Linked DNA regions of Homo sapiens: region 2 is linked to region 1. Evidence: chromatin loops called from intact Hi-C (ENCODE). Cell type or tissue: ascending aorta. All regions are shown on one strand. Links, peaks and the distances in the headings refer to the core of each region. The heading gives the core; the rest is flanking DNA. Region 1 overlaps ANKRD6 (ankyrin repeat domain 6). Region 2 overlaps ANKRD6 (ankyrin repeat domain 6).

Region 1 (8,333 bases), core at 198-8,197:
TTCTCCCCATTATACAGATGAGTAAATAATGCACAAAGCCATTCAATAATTTGCCCAGTTAATAAGTGTCAGGGCTAAGGTATGAACCCACAGGGTCCAACTCTAGGACCTGTACTCTTCGGCACCATCCTTTCAGTGAATTACCAGTAGCTGCTATGGACTGAATGTTTGTGTCCACCCCCCAACCCCAAATTCATATGTTTAAACCCTAATCCCCAGTGTGATGTGATTTGGAGATGGGACTTTGGGGAGGTAATTAGGTTATGAGGGTGAAGCCTTCACAATGGGATTAGTGCCCTTATGAGAAGAGATAACAAGAGAGCTTGCTTCCTTTCTCTCTGCTCTACAAATGTGAGGACATGGCAAGGAAACCAGGAAGAGGGCCATTGACAGAACTGAACCAGGGTGGCTCGCACCTCTAGCACTTTGGGAGGGCAAGGAAAGAGATCGCTTGAGCCCGGGAGTTTGAGACCAGCCTAGGCAAGATGGTGAGACTCCATCTCTACAAAAAAATTAAAAATTAAAAATATATTTAAAAAATTTTTAAAAGAACTAATCCATGCTGACACCCTGATCTCAAATGTCCCAGCTCTCAGAACTGTCAGAAATAAATTTCTGATTGCTTAAGCCACCCGTCTATGGTATTTTGTTATAGCAGCCTGAACTAAGACAGAAGTCATGTAAAATTGTGTAATACAATCATGTTACAAACATGGATACATTCTGAGAAATGTACTGTTAGGTGATTTTGTCATGTGAGAACATCATAGAGTGTACTTACATAAACCTAGATGGTATATATATTTTTATTTATATAATTTTTTCATATATGTATATAATCAAATGTCCCAGCACCATTACTGAATATCAATCATTTCTGCTACTTGATCTGCAATGCCAATCTCAAGTGCCACACATCAGGTTTCTACACAAGCTCCATCATAATCTTTTGGGACCACCTTCCTATAGATGGTCTGTCACTGGCTACAAAGTTGTTATGTGACACATGACTATATGTCTCAGAAACAATACATGAGATATTACAAAGTGAACAAAGAAAGTTGTAAAACATCATACATTATGACCCCATTTTTTAAAAATGTTTTAAAGACTGGCAAGATATGTATCAAAATGTAGTTATTACTGATATTTTTCTTAGTTGAATTTTCTTTAAATAAATTATTTTTATAGGGAAAATAACACATTAATTAAAACGCATGCTTCAGGTAATAGAACACTGTAGTTATTAAGAGTTGTATATATGCACAAACATCACAGCAAATTTCTGGTGAGGATTAGTAATAACTCACCTTTGCTTTCTACAAAAAGACAATCCAGAGAGAAGCTTTCCTGTGTGACTTTCATTTAACAGCACTTCACTATCAAATAAGGAGTAATTTAATCATGCCAACCTACCAAAAAATTTAGACACCCCAGGAATCTTTTTTCCAGACCAAATCCCCTTCTGCCTCGTCAGAGTTGTCTAGATGGTTCCTGACAACAGGCAGCCGGATTTGGGTTTGCAGGGCAGCACTGGAGGCTCCAGAGACCCCCTTTCCCAACAGATGGGACAGCACCAAGCAGCAGAGAAGTGTGAAGAGGCAGCTGCCCTTTGTTTACAGCAGAAAAGCCCAGGGCCTTGGGGCAAGCATGTGGCCACAAACCCACTGCTTCCCTTTGAGGAAAGAATATAAGGATAATCCAAAGCCAACCAAAAAACCCAGGTCCAGCTCTGCACCTGCTTTTGAGCCATATCAGTATTTTCTGTGCTTACAGTAGAGATTTCTCCCAGCAACAAAGCTCTGAATCTGAGTTGCCACAGCCGCATGTCCTGACCCAGCATTACTGGGTATGACTTCACCCCAGAAAACATAGCGTTCAATGCTAAATGTGAGAGACAGACACTGAGCGTATTGGCATCACATTATTTTAGATGCTTGCCAATACTCCACTTATGAACTTGACAGTAACAAAGCAGGAAAAACCTAAGTAATCATCTAGTCCAGTGTTACTCGTAGGGGTGTCATTGATATTTGGAGTGGGCCAATTCTTCATTGGGCTGGGTGAGACAGTCTGGGGCATTTCAAGATGCCTAACATCCAGGGTTCCCAAACCATTAGTGCCCCCATACAGTGTGGCAACCTGACATGTTCCCACTCAACATTTCCAAGGGCCCCTGAGTTGAGAACCATTGATACAGTCCATCACTGAGGTCCAGAAGACATTCACCTAAGGCCACCTAGGTAGCTAGAGATAGAGCCCACGTCTCAAAACACTTTGTTTAGTATTCTTTCCACTGTACCAAACTCCACTAATTAAGTTCATTAGAGCAAAAGACATTTAAAAATTAAGAATAGATTTCACACTCAATAACAGAATTTATGGCTTCTGGATAGAAGACTGACTGCTTGAACTTTTTTTTCCAATCTCATTATGGGTATTCTGGAATGTAAACATAATTCTATTACTGTAATTACTTTTAAAAGAGCAAAAATGTATCTGAATATTCAAGGCTTAAGGATGCACACTGTGTACTGAACTCATATTGCAAAAGGCATCTGTACCAAAGACAGAGAGATCTGAAAACATTTGTATTTTATTAAGAAAATGTTTTCTTTAAAAGCACCATCTCTGTAAGCAGTTAAGGAAGTGAGTCCTATGTGGGAAAACTTTACCAAACAAAACCTTTTACTTCAAGATTTTTTAAGATCAAGATTTTCCTCTTACTCAATCCAGTACTCCTCATTCTGAATATGAAATCTCAATTTATATTTTAAATAATCGCTGGCCAGTTAGTAAAGGACTTATAAAAAAAATAAGCCCACAGCATGACAAAGACATATATCCTCTACCCTGTGGTAAGCGCATCACGTATTTCACAATTCACATATTGAATATAGGACACTGAAGTTTCAGAGGAAAAAAGAAAAAACACTTCAAAATATTCATTCTTGGCCGGCCGCGGTGGCTCACATCTGTAACTCCAGCACCTTGGGAGGCTGAGGCAGGCGGATCACCTGAGGTCAGGAGTTTGAGACCAGCCTGGCCAACATGGTAAAACCTCATCTCTACTAAAAATACAAAAATTAGCAGGGCATGGTGGTGGGCACACCTGTAATCCCAGATACTCAGGACACTGAGGCACGAGAAGCGCTTGACAGAGGTTGCAGTGAGCCAAGATTGCACCACTGCACTCCAGCCTGGGCAACAGCACGAGACTCTGTCTCAAAATAGGTTAGAGAGAGAGAGAGAGACAGAGAGAGAGAGGAGGACTACAGAAAACACAATGCCAAAAATAAAATTATCCTTCAGAAATATCAGGTAAAATTCAAAAAGTCCTTTGAACCTTGTAGCTAATCTTGTTCTTGTAAATGCACATACACGTGCACAAATATATCTCTCTGTTTCTCTCCTTACATAATTCAAATTAATAATCACCTAGTAGTATTCATTTTCATTTCAAAAACCTTTAAAGGACCTATGTCTATATCCAGAAAAGAGCGCATTCCAAAGAGAACACTCCCACTCCATGCAGCTGGGAGAAGCTTGCTGTCGACAACCACAGTGCAAAATGGAACAGTTTTACAAGAGTGAATACTTACGGGGACTTCCCTCTGCAGCTGGGATGGCCCAGGCCTCACAAAGGCAAAGCCATGGCCCTCACAGAGCCAGGGCTTTGTGTGGGAAGGCGGGAGGGTCCACTGGGGAACAGCCTCAGGCCTCTCTGACATTTACATGTCAATGGCCAAACCAAAACTCTTCCAATCCTCCACCCCAGCAGATTCTCCACCCCAGCAGCTGTGGCACCCTCTGACAGCCAGGCCCTAGGTTTTGTTCTTCTGCCTTCTCTAAGGAGCCTTGAATCCGTGGGCTGCCAGCATGCATTTGGCAAACTCGTTATGAGAGATTTGTCACCCTCTTCAGAGCCCTGGGCCTAAGTAAATACATCAGCAATCTACCAGGCGGGCTTTTCAAGTCATCCAAGGACACTGTGCTGGGAGAGAGGAATGCTTTAGATAAGACCCACTGGACAGAATCAGAATTCCAAAAGATGTCTGGGTCTGGAAAGAATGAGCCCAAAGGAAAAAAGACAACATTTCAGAGAAGCATGTTACATCTTGCACTTAGGCTCAAAAAGCAACTGGTCTGGAGTTTTGGTTTGTTTATAGATCAATATGAGACAATGGTGTGATGTGGGTGCCAAAAACAAGTTAACAAACTCAATTTTAGGATTCATTATCAGAAATACATTATTATGAACAAGTTGGTGGGGACTCGGGAGAATAGACAGTCTGTGTACTATTCTACCTAGTGGAGTAGGTAACCAGGAGGGTAACTTCCAGGAATCCTGTCCAATGAGGAAGAAATCATTTGAGGGTGGGAGTAGGGGTATGACCATCCTCAATACATGAAGGATACAAAGAGTAGATTTATTCTGGGGGTTCCAAACAGCAGAACAAAGGAGTGATGATTAGATGGAGACAGTATCTACACAAGGTGGGGAGAATTTCCAACAATGAAAAATTCCGGCCCCTGTGCATTTGTGGGCAAGGGGCCTTTCCTGCAGGACTGGGGAGAGGGTAGCCTACGTAGTGGGTGCTGGGAGAAGCCAGTTAGGTTTCAATGACTTCCTTAGTGGCTGATACAAAGGGACCCCCTTAAGAAAGGAATTTCAGGATTTTTAGACCTGGAAACAAAATGACTATGAAATAAAAAAATTGATTTAAAAAGCAACATAATCTGTGTAATGTAGAAAGAATGATTTATACTGGGATGAAGCCACTCTTATAATGCTCAAAAATAGTCCAAGCATTAGTCATTTCTGAAATTATAAAATGCAGATCTACGGCCATTTATTTTGGTTTGAAAATAGCAAGGTTGGCTCACTGGATCCCATTCCCTTAAATTCCTTTTCCTTTTCCCATTTCTCAAAAAGCTGCTGATATAATTTGGGCCACTTACAGCACTTACATTTACAAAGTGTTTTATAGTGAATTGAATGTTATAAATATTTCAAAGGGCAGAATCTCACTGCTGGTCTGGGACTTAGAAGCAAAGGCGGGGAAGGAGTTCCTAGGAAGTGCCTTCTGAGTGTGTGAGCAGGGGCTTGGATGGACACCAGCTATTTCCACCTTATGAGGGGCAATGGTAAAAATCTTTCCTCCTGGAAAGCTCATCTTTCTGTCTATGTTATGAGAGAATCAAAAGAGGTGCTTTGACCCACACTGCCCTCTGGCACTGTTCTGGGTACAAAGCAGACTTGGATGTGACTTTGTTAAGCTTCATCACATAGTAGAAGGCAGTGAATGCTCAAATCACCAGCACCACCAGTACCACCAGTACCAGTGCTATCAGTGGTACAGTATCAGCACTGCCAATAGTACCACCACCAGCAGCAGTACCACCACCAGCAGCAGCAGCAGTACCACCAGCACTGCCAGCCGTACCACCAGTACCACTACTGCAAGCAGCACAACCAGCAGTATTCCTGCCACTACCACGATCACTATTGCTAATAACATTATTATAAAACAGCTATCAACATTCCTCTTTTTCTAAAGTCAACAGAGGAAATGCACATGACATGTGTTACACATAAAATTTTGATCATTACTGACAAATTGCCCTCTAAATAGATTATACGGTTGAGTATCCTTTAATTTGAAATGCTTAGAATCAGAAGTGTTTCCGATTTTGAATTTTGGGGGGTTGGGGAATATTTGTATTATACTTTGAACATATCAAATCCCAAAATCCAAAATCTACAATTCTCCAATAAGCATTTCCTTTGAGCGTCATGTTGGCACTCAAAAATTTCTGGATTTTGGAGCATTTCAGATTTTCAGGTTTGAGATGTTCAATTTGAACCAATTTATATTCCTACCAACATTGTATGAGAGTACCCATTTTGCTATGTGGCCACCAACATGGATATAACTACTGTTTTTACGTTTTTGTTTTATCTTTAAGAGCTAAAGTGGGGGATGCTCATTTTTGTTTACTTTGTATTTCATTTTTTGTTAACGAAGTTGAGCATCACTGTATTTTTTAAATGCAAGGAAAAAATTTAGAGAAATATGTCCTAAACTGCAGACCATGGTGGGTTATCTTTGTGGGGTAGGATTATGGGATACTTACACTTTCTACATTGTGTGCTCCTATAATATTTAAAATACATATAACTTTGCTTCTTCTTCTTCTTCTATTTTTTTTTTTTTTGAGACAGGGTCTTACTCTGTCACCCAGGCTGAAGTGCTGTGGCACAATGATGGCTCACTGTAGCCTCAACCTCCTGGGCTCAAGTGATCGTCCCACCTCAGCCTCTCAAGTAGCTGAAACTACAGGCATGCACCACCATGCCCAGCAAAAAAAAACAAAAAAAAAATGTAGAGATGTGGTCTCACTATGTTGCCCAGACTGGTCTCAAACTCCTGGCCTCAAGTGATCCTCCTGCCTTGGCCTCCCAAAGTGCCAAGGCATGAGCCACTATTTCTAGCCAACTTTGCATTTTTTTTTTCTGATTTTTAAAAGTAAAATTTTTAAAAAGTAATTAGTGAGGAGGATATCTTTTTTAAAAATATACAAAACTATATATACAAAATATACAAAAAATATATAAAATATATAAAAAATATACAAAATATATAAGTAGCCCTTGATGTTTATTACTTTGTTAAGTGACTAAAATGTACTCATACTCACTTTTGAGATGAAGGGAACAATACAATCCTTGCTGGCAAACCCTCCCCTCACTGGGACAGAGCACCCTGTCATTCCTGACCTGGCTCCTTCATGCGCCCCTATTCCCATGTGTCACCATAACTGCAGTTCTCTGTTACTCTATTACAGTAGATATGCTGCCAACATAAATGGGATTTTGAGTCTGGTGGAGAATGCAGGAGTCATTTTGAAAGACACACAAAATAGAACAGAAATAGCTCACTTGGAAGGCTGATCTTCTGGGATAGTTACCTTTCAGACAGACAACAATCTAGGAGAGTATGAACAGAGGCCGATGCAATATACACACCAGCTGGTGAGAAACCAGCACAGAAATTGTGTGGGCAAGTTTGTGACAGTATTGTGCCCTTTATAAAGCAAGTTTCTTTTAGGTGGAGGAGGAACTTAAAGAAAAGGGGTTCTTCATCACACGTGATACAAACCAAACTTTACTTTCTAGGAAAGTTTCAGTCTTTAAAAGCAGGAAGTATTAAACTGTTTTAACACACCCCAAACAATATAAAGACTATAATAAATCAAATTAATTTGTTAATAAATTTCACTTGATTATTACTGAGAATGTCAGTATTTTTGAAAAGTAAGTAAACCTTTTTCATACTGTAATTCTATTTCTATGATTCAATCACTAAAGAAACAATTCTAGGGGAGGCGGGAGGGATAGCATTAGGAGATATACCTAATGTTAAATGATGAGTTAATGGGTGCAGCACACCAGCATGGCACATGTATACATATGTAACTAACCTGCACATTGTGCACAAGTACCCTAAAACTTAAAGTATAATAATAATAAATAAATAAATAAATAAATAAATAAAAATAAAAAATAAAAAAAGAAATAATTCTAATTATGGAAAAAGGCTTTATGCAAAAAATGTATGCTACAGCACTATTTATAATAACAAAACACTGGAAACAGAACATTAGGGGGACTGCTATCCAATAAAAGAAGATGATTCAATGAGCCAGGAAAGCTCCATCTGGTAGAATATTATGCTGCCTTCAAATGATGTTTCTGGTTTCATATTCTTGTCTCAGTAGTGGTACGTTGCTGAGAATCTATCCTAAAGAAATAATCCAAAAACACAGGGAAGTTCTCATTTGTAAAAATGAATAACCGGAAACATCCTAGTGTCCAATAACAGAAAAATAGTTAAGTAAGCTCCCAGTGGTTCTTCAAAATTCAGCTCAAGTGATACATCCCCGGGAAATCTTCCCTGACCCTTGCCTAACCTAGCCTCCCATGATGCCCTGTTTATCGCCCAAAATTGCACAACCCCAGGGTTCTTTATGCACATGCCAATCTAGGTACCTTCGAGACAGAGAACTTGACTTCTTTGACTTAGTATTCCTAAACCTAGTGCAATGCCTAGCACAAAGTAAATATTCATCCAAATGTCTGCATTATGTAAACTGGGTGGCTTAAACAACAGAGACTTACTGTCTCACAGTTCTGGATGCTAGAAATCTGAAATAAAGGTGTCAGCAGGGTAGGCTACTTCCGAGGGCTGTGAGGGAAACATCTTTTCAGGCCCCTCTTCTTAGCTTGTAAATGGCCATCTTCTCTATGTCTCTTCACCTCATATTCCTTC
Region 2 (8,333 bases), core at 61-8,060, 81 kb before region 1:
TATGCCCTAAGTGCATTAAATAAGTTATTGTTCTTATAACAATTCTGAAAAGCTGACATTACTATCCCTCTTTTACAGATAAGAAACTGAGGCTCAAAGAAGTTAAGCAACTTGCACAATTAGCAAACAAAGCAGAGTTAAAATCTGTGAGCAGGTGCCCTAACTACAGAGTCTGCACTCTCTCCCATTTGTGATTGCCTGGGCCCTGGAAAGTGCTATGGGTAGATCACACAAGCTCTGAGTTAAGGCCCCCTTCACCTTCAGTTCCAAACAATCCAATCACCATCTATGGGCAAACCCCTGTTCACCTCCATGGGGACCTACAAGTAGCTCAAGACCTCTCTGGAGGCCGGCATGGAATGTGAAAACTGCACATAAGTAAACATGAAAATAGGAGCTGACCGATCTGCCACAGGAGGTCAGAAGTTAACAGGTGACCTTCTATGAAAATTAAACTTTGCCCCTCTTCACAGCTCTTTCTGGGGAGGACTGGAGGTTGGGCTTCGGAGCCAGACTCTGTGGGTACAAGTTGCATTTCCACCACTCAGCGGCTGAGGGACCCTGGACAAGTTTCCTCCTCTCCAAAACAGGAATGAGAAGAGAATCTCTTCTAGAAGGCTGTAAAGTGCTTACAGCAATACTAGGGCTCAATAAGTGCTTGCTATCAGCATTACTTTGCCAGTGTATTTAAACTCTCCCTCTAGCTGCGCGGAGCCTGCCTTTTCTTGGCTTTGCTACAAAACTGCCTTTGGCCAGTATGGTCTCTTATCTTTCATAGTCTTCTCTGTTGGCGCAGGGTAAGCAATGCCCTCCAAAGCTTACCACCCATCTTCACTGACCCACATGAAATCAAAGCCTATAGAGGTTGTAGCAGTCATCTGGTCCAGGCCGTCATCATACAGACGGGGACAATGAGACTCTGCACAGTGGAGGGGCTGTGTACAAGCTGGTCCACCTCCCCGGGAGGCCCATCTAACGTGATTATCGCACACTCTGTCCAGTAAGCTTTTGTGTCCCAACTTCTCCCAAGAGATCTCCTCTCCATTTAGCTAAAGAAATAGGTGAGAAAAGCCACCGTGATTTTAAAGACTGTCAAATGCTAATTACAAGTTGCTCCACTTGAAAGATGGCAACAAAAGCATTCTTAATAATCCTCCTTCTCCCCAAACCTCCATCATTGGAAGAAAAGCCAGTTCTTTGAAAGCTGTGAACCAAACACAGCAGTTTTTCAGACAATGGTTAAGAGGTAGGCCAGTTCCCAGGGAATGGCTACAGCGTATTTTTCTCTTGTTACCTTGGTAACCGCTACCCTGGCGCCCTTGTTGATGAGCTGAACCACATTCTCTGTTTGGCCTTTGTACGCAGCTACGAGAAGGCGCTCTGAAAGTGCAGCGACCGCATCTTGCTGGCTCATGAATTAGGAAAGAAAGGTTTTCAGGGAAGCGGTAGACAAGTTCCTTCAGCTCAACACGAAGTCACTGGCCCGGCCTGGCACCCAGAGGTAAAGATGTTCACAATCATCAGAAGATGTCTTTATGAATATGCCATCTTCGGGACCTAGGGGTTACAAAACAAAGGTGCCATCAGGGCCACTTGACACACAAGGACAGGTCACACCTCTTCTCTGTGATTTTAAGGCATTCTGCTGCTTGCATGTTGCAGGGGAGGGTAGCTGTGGGAGGCAGGACACACAGGAAGCACACTCCACAGCAAAGCCCCTGAACAGAACTTCCAAGTGGAAGGCAGCAGAATGTGCCAACTTCCCTCCCTTCTTCCCCTATCAGGGACATCCTCCGGAGGAGTATGGCCAGAACTGCAAGGTTTGCTCTGTTTTTCTCCCAGGGAGCGGAGGCCTGGTATAATCCCCTAAGCACCACCTGGTTTACACACCGCCTTTGGCAGGGAACTGTACCGTGTGTGATCATCAAAGGCCCCCTGGTTGGATTTTGTGCGTCCACCATGGCTAACGTGCCGCTTCCCCAGTGGGTCAGTGGCCTGTGGAACACACCCCACAGAGACCCTGCTGAGTGGGTTCTCTCTTTGGGGTTTTCTCCTAGCATTTACTGCAGTTCTCTCCCTTCAACCTTTTTTCACCGTAAATAGTGTAGTTCACGAGTTCTGGAACAGATGGAGAGCTGGGCACAGGCCTGGGCCAATTCCTTGTTCCAAGTGGCTGAAACAATCCACCTTGGGGACAACACAGATGCTAAACACTAACAGTGGCTCTGCCAATGCAGGGGGCTGGTCATGTTGCTTCCTTGCTAACAGGAGGAAAAGAAGTGGCACCAAAACCACCTATGGAACACTAAAGCCCTGTCGCAGAGCAGTGATCTGGAGGGTAGTAACTAGTAGCAAACTGAATTCTTCCTACCACATAGCAAAATGAAGAGAATTTTAAAGACTGGGACTCCCCCCAGTATACCTGGGCTGCCATTAGACCCAACCAAAGCCACTGGTAATTATTTCAAGGGTGAATGGTAGAAGAAGAAATACTTAAATGTCTAATCCAGTCCTGCTAGAACAGCAAGGAAGTGAGGGCTTCTTTGCATTTTAAAAGATACTTATTAAAAATACTAGTACATACAAATGGAAAGAAAATGCTACAACAGAGATACCATCCTTCAACCCAAACCCTACCACACATCCTAACTCTGAAGGTCTGGAAGATGCAGCCATCCTTTACATTTGTTCCCAGGCACACCCAAATGTCCTTTCAGTCTCTAAAGATTAAGGAATTGGCCATGATACGGCTGGAAAGCCCTGGACCATATCCTGTTTGAACTCGTTCACCGTGGCATTCAGGCAGGTTGTTTGGCCAACCACTCTGTGAGGCTAGGGTTAAATGCCCACGTATAAAACAGACATGAGAACATTTATCTCCCAGGACTGTGGTGGGTATTAAAGAGGGTATTTTATTATGTGAAAGTATGGCCCAGATGTGAATACTGTAACTTCGGAAAGAATTCTTACCCCCCACTCTTGTGAATTATCAAACTTTCTCATCATTCTCCATCTGTTGCTCAAAATGCAGGTAAAGAATAGCAGAAAAAGAGAGAGGAACTCTCGCAAACCCATCCTGCTCCTGCTCACTGGGTCATTAGAAACAAAACAGATCTGGTGAAGGGTCTGCTGTAAAGCAGCTTGGTGAGTCACGGTCTGAGATCCCTGGGATATGCCAGAAATAGAACAAGCCAAAAAAAAAAAGAAGGAATAAAGTTGAGACTCAAAACACTGAAAGTAATGGAACTGGAAATGCCTTTGAAAATTCTCATGGTCACGCTGAACGGCCACAGTCTGGGCTTTATCTTTCCCAGACCGTTACACTATTTGAAGTGGTTTGTTTTTAAAAACATAGGTGCGCTGCCTCTTTTCATTCAGGTAATCTGTGCTTTGTTCAAACCAATTATACTGAGCTTCTGCTCTGTTTGCCCAAATATTGCAAAATCACTCCAGGCCTAAATGGCAGGAAAATAGAGTATTAGCCATGACTTATGAAATGATCTCCCTTCCACAGCCACACCCTCCCCCCCGTCATCTACCCATTTGTTAACTCTAGACACTAGACCCAACGGCCCCCTTCCATTCTAGAACCTTTCTTGCAATGGGTATTTAAATGTCTCAAGTACAACAGCCCAGTTCATACAAACATTTTCATGGCTAAAATTCTACTCATTCTGCTCCATGGCTTAGCCCCTGAGGGTAGAGGTTTTTTTTGCTGCAACCTCAGTACAGCCCATCAGTTGAGGTCACAAGCTCCACACCAGCAGTGCTGTGCAGCCTCCTCAGCAATGGATGCAGGGGTCCAGCTGGCCCATAGTAAATTGATAGCCACTCCCCTCCCACCCTCCAGTCCCATGCAATGAATTCAGCCTCCTGGATACTGAGACTGAAGTACACTTATGCCATAGCTGCAGGCTACTGAGATAGCCTTGTTTAGATAATTACCACTGGTAAACAGCCCTTTGCAAGCACAGCCCACATTAATTTTCCTTTTTGTTTGGTTAAAGATAGAAAAATACTACAGTGGTGAGAAAACATTGGCCAAGCAGAAACACCCTTCTATTTTTTTGCTTTTCAGTTACAGCTACTTAAGAATGTTCCTCTCTCATTCCATCCCCTCCACCATGACCAAAGCACCCACAGAGCAGCCTCCAGAACAGGTCCCTCACACAGGACTTTGGATACTCTCCCTACCAGAGTCATACAGAAAACTGCCTGCAAGATCAGGAACAGAACCCCAGCTTTCCAATTCCTAGTCTGTTGCCAACACCATCCCTATGTGCTTGGACATCTCAAACTCATTTTCAATTTAAGCCCAGTAATCGCCTCCTTACTAGGATCTCCAGCCTTCACCTGCAGGTGCATTTACACACAGTTTGTGGGTGGGAAGGTATCAAATGAGGGTCTTCTTTTCTGCTTCCTTTCTGCTTCTTCCTGCACCTTCAGCCTTGGGTGTGGGTGCAGGCCCAGCAGAGATACCAGGTGCAGGCCAAGCAGAGACACCACCTCTCTCCCTCCCTCATGGTCACTGTTCCTAAGTCCCAAATCCTTACCTCCCATCTAGAACAATGATACCCATTCCTTAGAGTGAGAAGACACTCTGCTTCTTCTCATCTGATGCCCTGACCTGACAAATTGGACCAGATAGAGATGTGTGTGTTGCAGGGGTGGGGGGCAGTTTAAGAAGGGATGGGGGAACCCCTGACAGTAAATTGGGAGGGAAAGGGAATAGAGGGGTGAAACCAGTCTTGAATCAAAGAGTTAAACTTCACTGCCAACCTGTTGGCTACCTTGGCTGTAGCAGTTCATCCCCTCCTTATATCTGAGCCTCCTCTTCCAAGTAGATCAGCTATCATTCAAGATACTTCCCATTGCTGGCAGTGAGAAATGTATTCTGCCCCAAGCCTATCAATTACACCCCTCTTTGTCACAATGTTCATTTTTCACAGCATTCTGGAGGAAAACCTTAAACGCAAACACGCTGCCCATTCTTTAAGCAAAAAGGAAATAAACACATGAGCATAAGTATGCAATGCACATTCTGAATCTAGATAGGGATTTAGCTTGCTAAGATTTCCCTCCATCCTCCCAGCCCACTGCCCCATTTTTGTTGCTCTGTAATTTGCTAATTCTTTTGTCTCTCATCACAAATACCAGAGGGTCACACAGCTGCTTGTCTGTGATGCAATCAGTTTTCTTTTTACAGAAAAAGGTCTATAAGGTTTGCTTTTGCTGTTCTCTTGGGGCTTTACAACAAATTCTCCTATACTTTGGAGAATTTGCCAATATCCTAAAGCCACTACGTTCTGTCTCCCGACAAGCAAAATATTCCAGAAGAGACCTGCAAATAAAAGTCCCGGCCAGGCATTATGTACAACCCACCCAGAGATGGCCCACAGGCACCCAGGAACTGGTGGCTATGGAGCGCCATCAGCTATAAACTAGCTTTGCTCCTACTGCTCCAAACCTTGTGTTGAAGAGATGGTACTCACATCCGAGGGGCTGTCCTCTCTGTTCTACATCGTGTTCAGTTTCTGGATAACTGTGGTCAATTCTTTCCTGGAGAGATCATTAGCTTCCTAGGGCTGTCACTCCCAGCAAATCTGCAGTGATTTACGTTACAATGTTCGCTGCCTTTTCCCGTTAGCCTCCTCTGCTGATGCTGGCCAAATCACATCTAAAAGCTTATTAAGACATCCATTCAGCTTGCAATGTTTTGTGGCTTGCTAGTCTGCTCGTCACAGCTTCTGAAAGTCTTGTGTCTGCAGATTTTCACGGACTGCTCCCTCCTGCCAGCAGAGGACCTGTAACACTGCCCCGATTGAAGTCAGGGAACAATTCACAGATCGGAGGAACATTTCTGAATGACGCTCAGATGACAGAGAAACGAAGTTTGCATAATTTCAGCAGTAATGCAAGAAAAGATGAGTGTGCGTGTTGTAAGGGAGGGAGGGATGCAGAAAGGGTTGAAATCTGTAATAAACTGCCTCCAAGAAAACAGGAAAATGCTTGCTTTGTGGGAGCAGCGGAGCCCAGACACTCCACCCTCCTCGGCAGAGAGTTCCAGCACAGTGACTGCGGCAGCACAGGAGACAAGGGTCTGGCTGAGCAGCTGTTCCCGACGTTTGTCTCACAAATACTCCTCTGAACAGTCTCTGCCGGGGAGGGGGAAGGGAGTAAACAGGGAACTGAGCCCCTTCAGAAGCTGTTCTGAGTGCTGTCGACTGCCCTAAACTTGTAAGCGTGTGCTCCAGCCCACTTGTTGAAGCAACAGAAATCTAATTCCCACCTGGAGAGATCATAGAAAGGAGAGGGCTTTCATTTTGACTTGAGCCAATATCCCCACATTTTCCTCTCTGTCTCTAAAGACAGAATTTTTGGTCCCAGAGATGGGGAAATTACTCTGTCAGTACAAACCCTCTTACCACCTGCCGTCCTAAAGCATTGCCCTATTTCCCCAAGGGTAATGGGGCAATGGAATGGACTGCAATCCTGCTTTGGTCATCATTTGCCTTACACCAAGGGCAGGAGAATAGCTGGAGACTCTGGTGGGTGCATTGCAAAGAGGCTGAATCCCACTGGGGAAACAAATTGCCAGCAGAATAACACAAGCTTAAAAAAAAATATACAACCATCATACTAGTTATCCAAAAGCAATCACTACTGGGTTACTGTGATCACCACTGGGGGACAAGTAAGGCTGCAACAGAGAGGAATGTGACTCAATCCGTACTTTAAAGAAACTCATCATCTGGCCACTGAAAAGCCACGATCAGGGACCAAAAGTCCAGTTGCCAGAAGATAAGTGTAAACTGAGTGGGAAGGAAGAATAAAGCAAGGAGTGGTTCATTTTCTTACAGCTTCCAGAACACTTCCTCCTTCTGAGAAGATCTACTCCCACAGGTAGGGCCCTTAACACAGTACTACCTATGAGGACACTCAGCACTGACTGCTCACGGAACCTGGTGCCCACCAGGACTATTTGCGAAAGAAGGGAAATGACAGGGTGGACACGCTCTGCTTTAGCAAGCCCATGACTCATTATAAATACACCCCACTGTCACAAAGAAACAAGTATGTTTATTTCTTGAGCCATTTAAAGCACAAAAACTCTCTTCTTCTAACTCTGTCACTGAATCTTTTGAAATAACCACCTCTGCAGGAGGCATAGAGGCTGTTACAGTGAAAGCTGAGTGACATCTGAATATTATTCAGGAAACCTGTGACATACCCTTCCAAGAAAAGCTGCTTACAGATGTAAAAATCACATAGGAGGAATAAGCACATATCACCGAATAAAGATGTGACTGACAGAAGGCTTGGGAGGTAGAGACCGTCCCTTTTTATGTAGGACAATAACTTATTGACTGACCAGCACTGCTAGACCACCAGAGCCTCCAAGTCAGGGCTGGGCACTCCCATCACTTGGCAAATGACCATGCGCATACTCAAAGTTCAGACCAAGTGTTATCTCTGCTAAGCCTTCTGCTGTCCCTGCCTTGCCCTAGACAAGATGACCATTCCCTCATCTGTGCACCTACCGTTTTTCTTTTTTCTTTTTTTTTGGAGACAAAGTCTCGCTCTTGTCCCCCCAGGCTACAGTGCAATAGCGCAATCTCGGCTCACTGCAACCTCGGCCTCCCAGGTTCAAGTGATTCTCCTGCCTCAGCTTCCCGAGTAGCTGGGATTACAGACGACTACCATGATGCCCGGCCAATTTTTGTATTTTAGCAGAGACGGGGTTTCACCATGTTGGCCAGGCTGGTCTCAAACTCCTGACCTGAGGTGATCCAAACGCCTCAGCCTCCCAAAGTGCTGGGATTATAGGCGTGAGCCACCGTGCCCAGCCAGCACCTACAGTTTTCTATAAGCTTCTGCTATGAACTGAATTGCGTCCCCCAATTCATATGTTGAAGCCCACACCCCCAGTGTGACTGTATTTGGAAATAGGAGATAATTAAGGTGAATTTGGTCATAAAGGTGGAGCCCTGATCTGATAGAATTAGCGCACTCATGCTTGCACACGTACTCTGAGTGTGCACACACAGAAGAACAGCCATGTGAGGACAAAACAGCCCATCTGCAAGCCAAGAAGACAGCCATCACCCGAAACTGAACCCTGCTGGACTTTGATCTGGGACTTCTAGCCAGAAGAACTGGAAAGTAGAACTGGAAGAAAATAAATTTCTGTTGTTTAAGCCACCCAGTGTGTGGTATTTTGTTATGGTAGCTCAAGCAGACATGGTAGCTCAAGCATAATTGCTGTTATAGGCTCAAGGTTGGTCTCCCTGGTTATATGAACTCCTTGTGGCAGGAACCCCGTTTTGGTCATC

The links. A loop is a pair of places that touch in the nucleus more often than their neighbours do. Peaks named below come from ENCODE experiments on the same cell type or tissue, not always from the same donor. Only the 100,000 strongest peaks of a DNase experiment are listed, where the experiment ranks them.
Region 2: it touches region 1 in a loop (3-fold over the local background); 3 of 110 quality-filtered maps call a loop at or near these places.

What each region holds. Positions count from the first base shown.
Region 1 is chr6:89,478,828-89,487,160 of GRCh38, reverse strand. All of the region lies in intron 1 of ANKRD6 (ankyrin repeat domain 6), which reads right to left. Among named protein-coding and RNA genes, the nearest start is that of ANKRD6, 50 kb to the right of the region's middle. In ascending aorta, for the core only: a CTCF peak has its summit at 5,170; a DNase peak (open chromatin) is centred at 3,900; H3K4me3 peaks cover 1,986 bases; H3K27ac peaks cover 4,092 bases.
Region 2 is chr6:89,560,058-89,568,390 of GRCh38, reverse strand. ANKRD6 (ankyrin repeat domain 6) reads right to left here. Exons shown (of 16, transcript NM_001242809.2): 2 at 1,295-1,557. The coding sequence starts at 1,414. Among named protein-coding and RNA genes, the nearest start is that of MDN1-AS1, 74 kb to the left of the region's middle. In ascending aorta, for the core only: no CTCF peak of the experiment used is centred there; DNase peaks (open chromatin) are centred at 1,353, 3,124, 3,520 and 5,766; H3K4me3 peaks cover 4,740 bases; H3K27ac peaks cover 7,289 bases.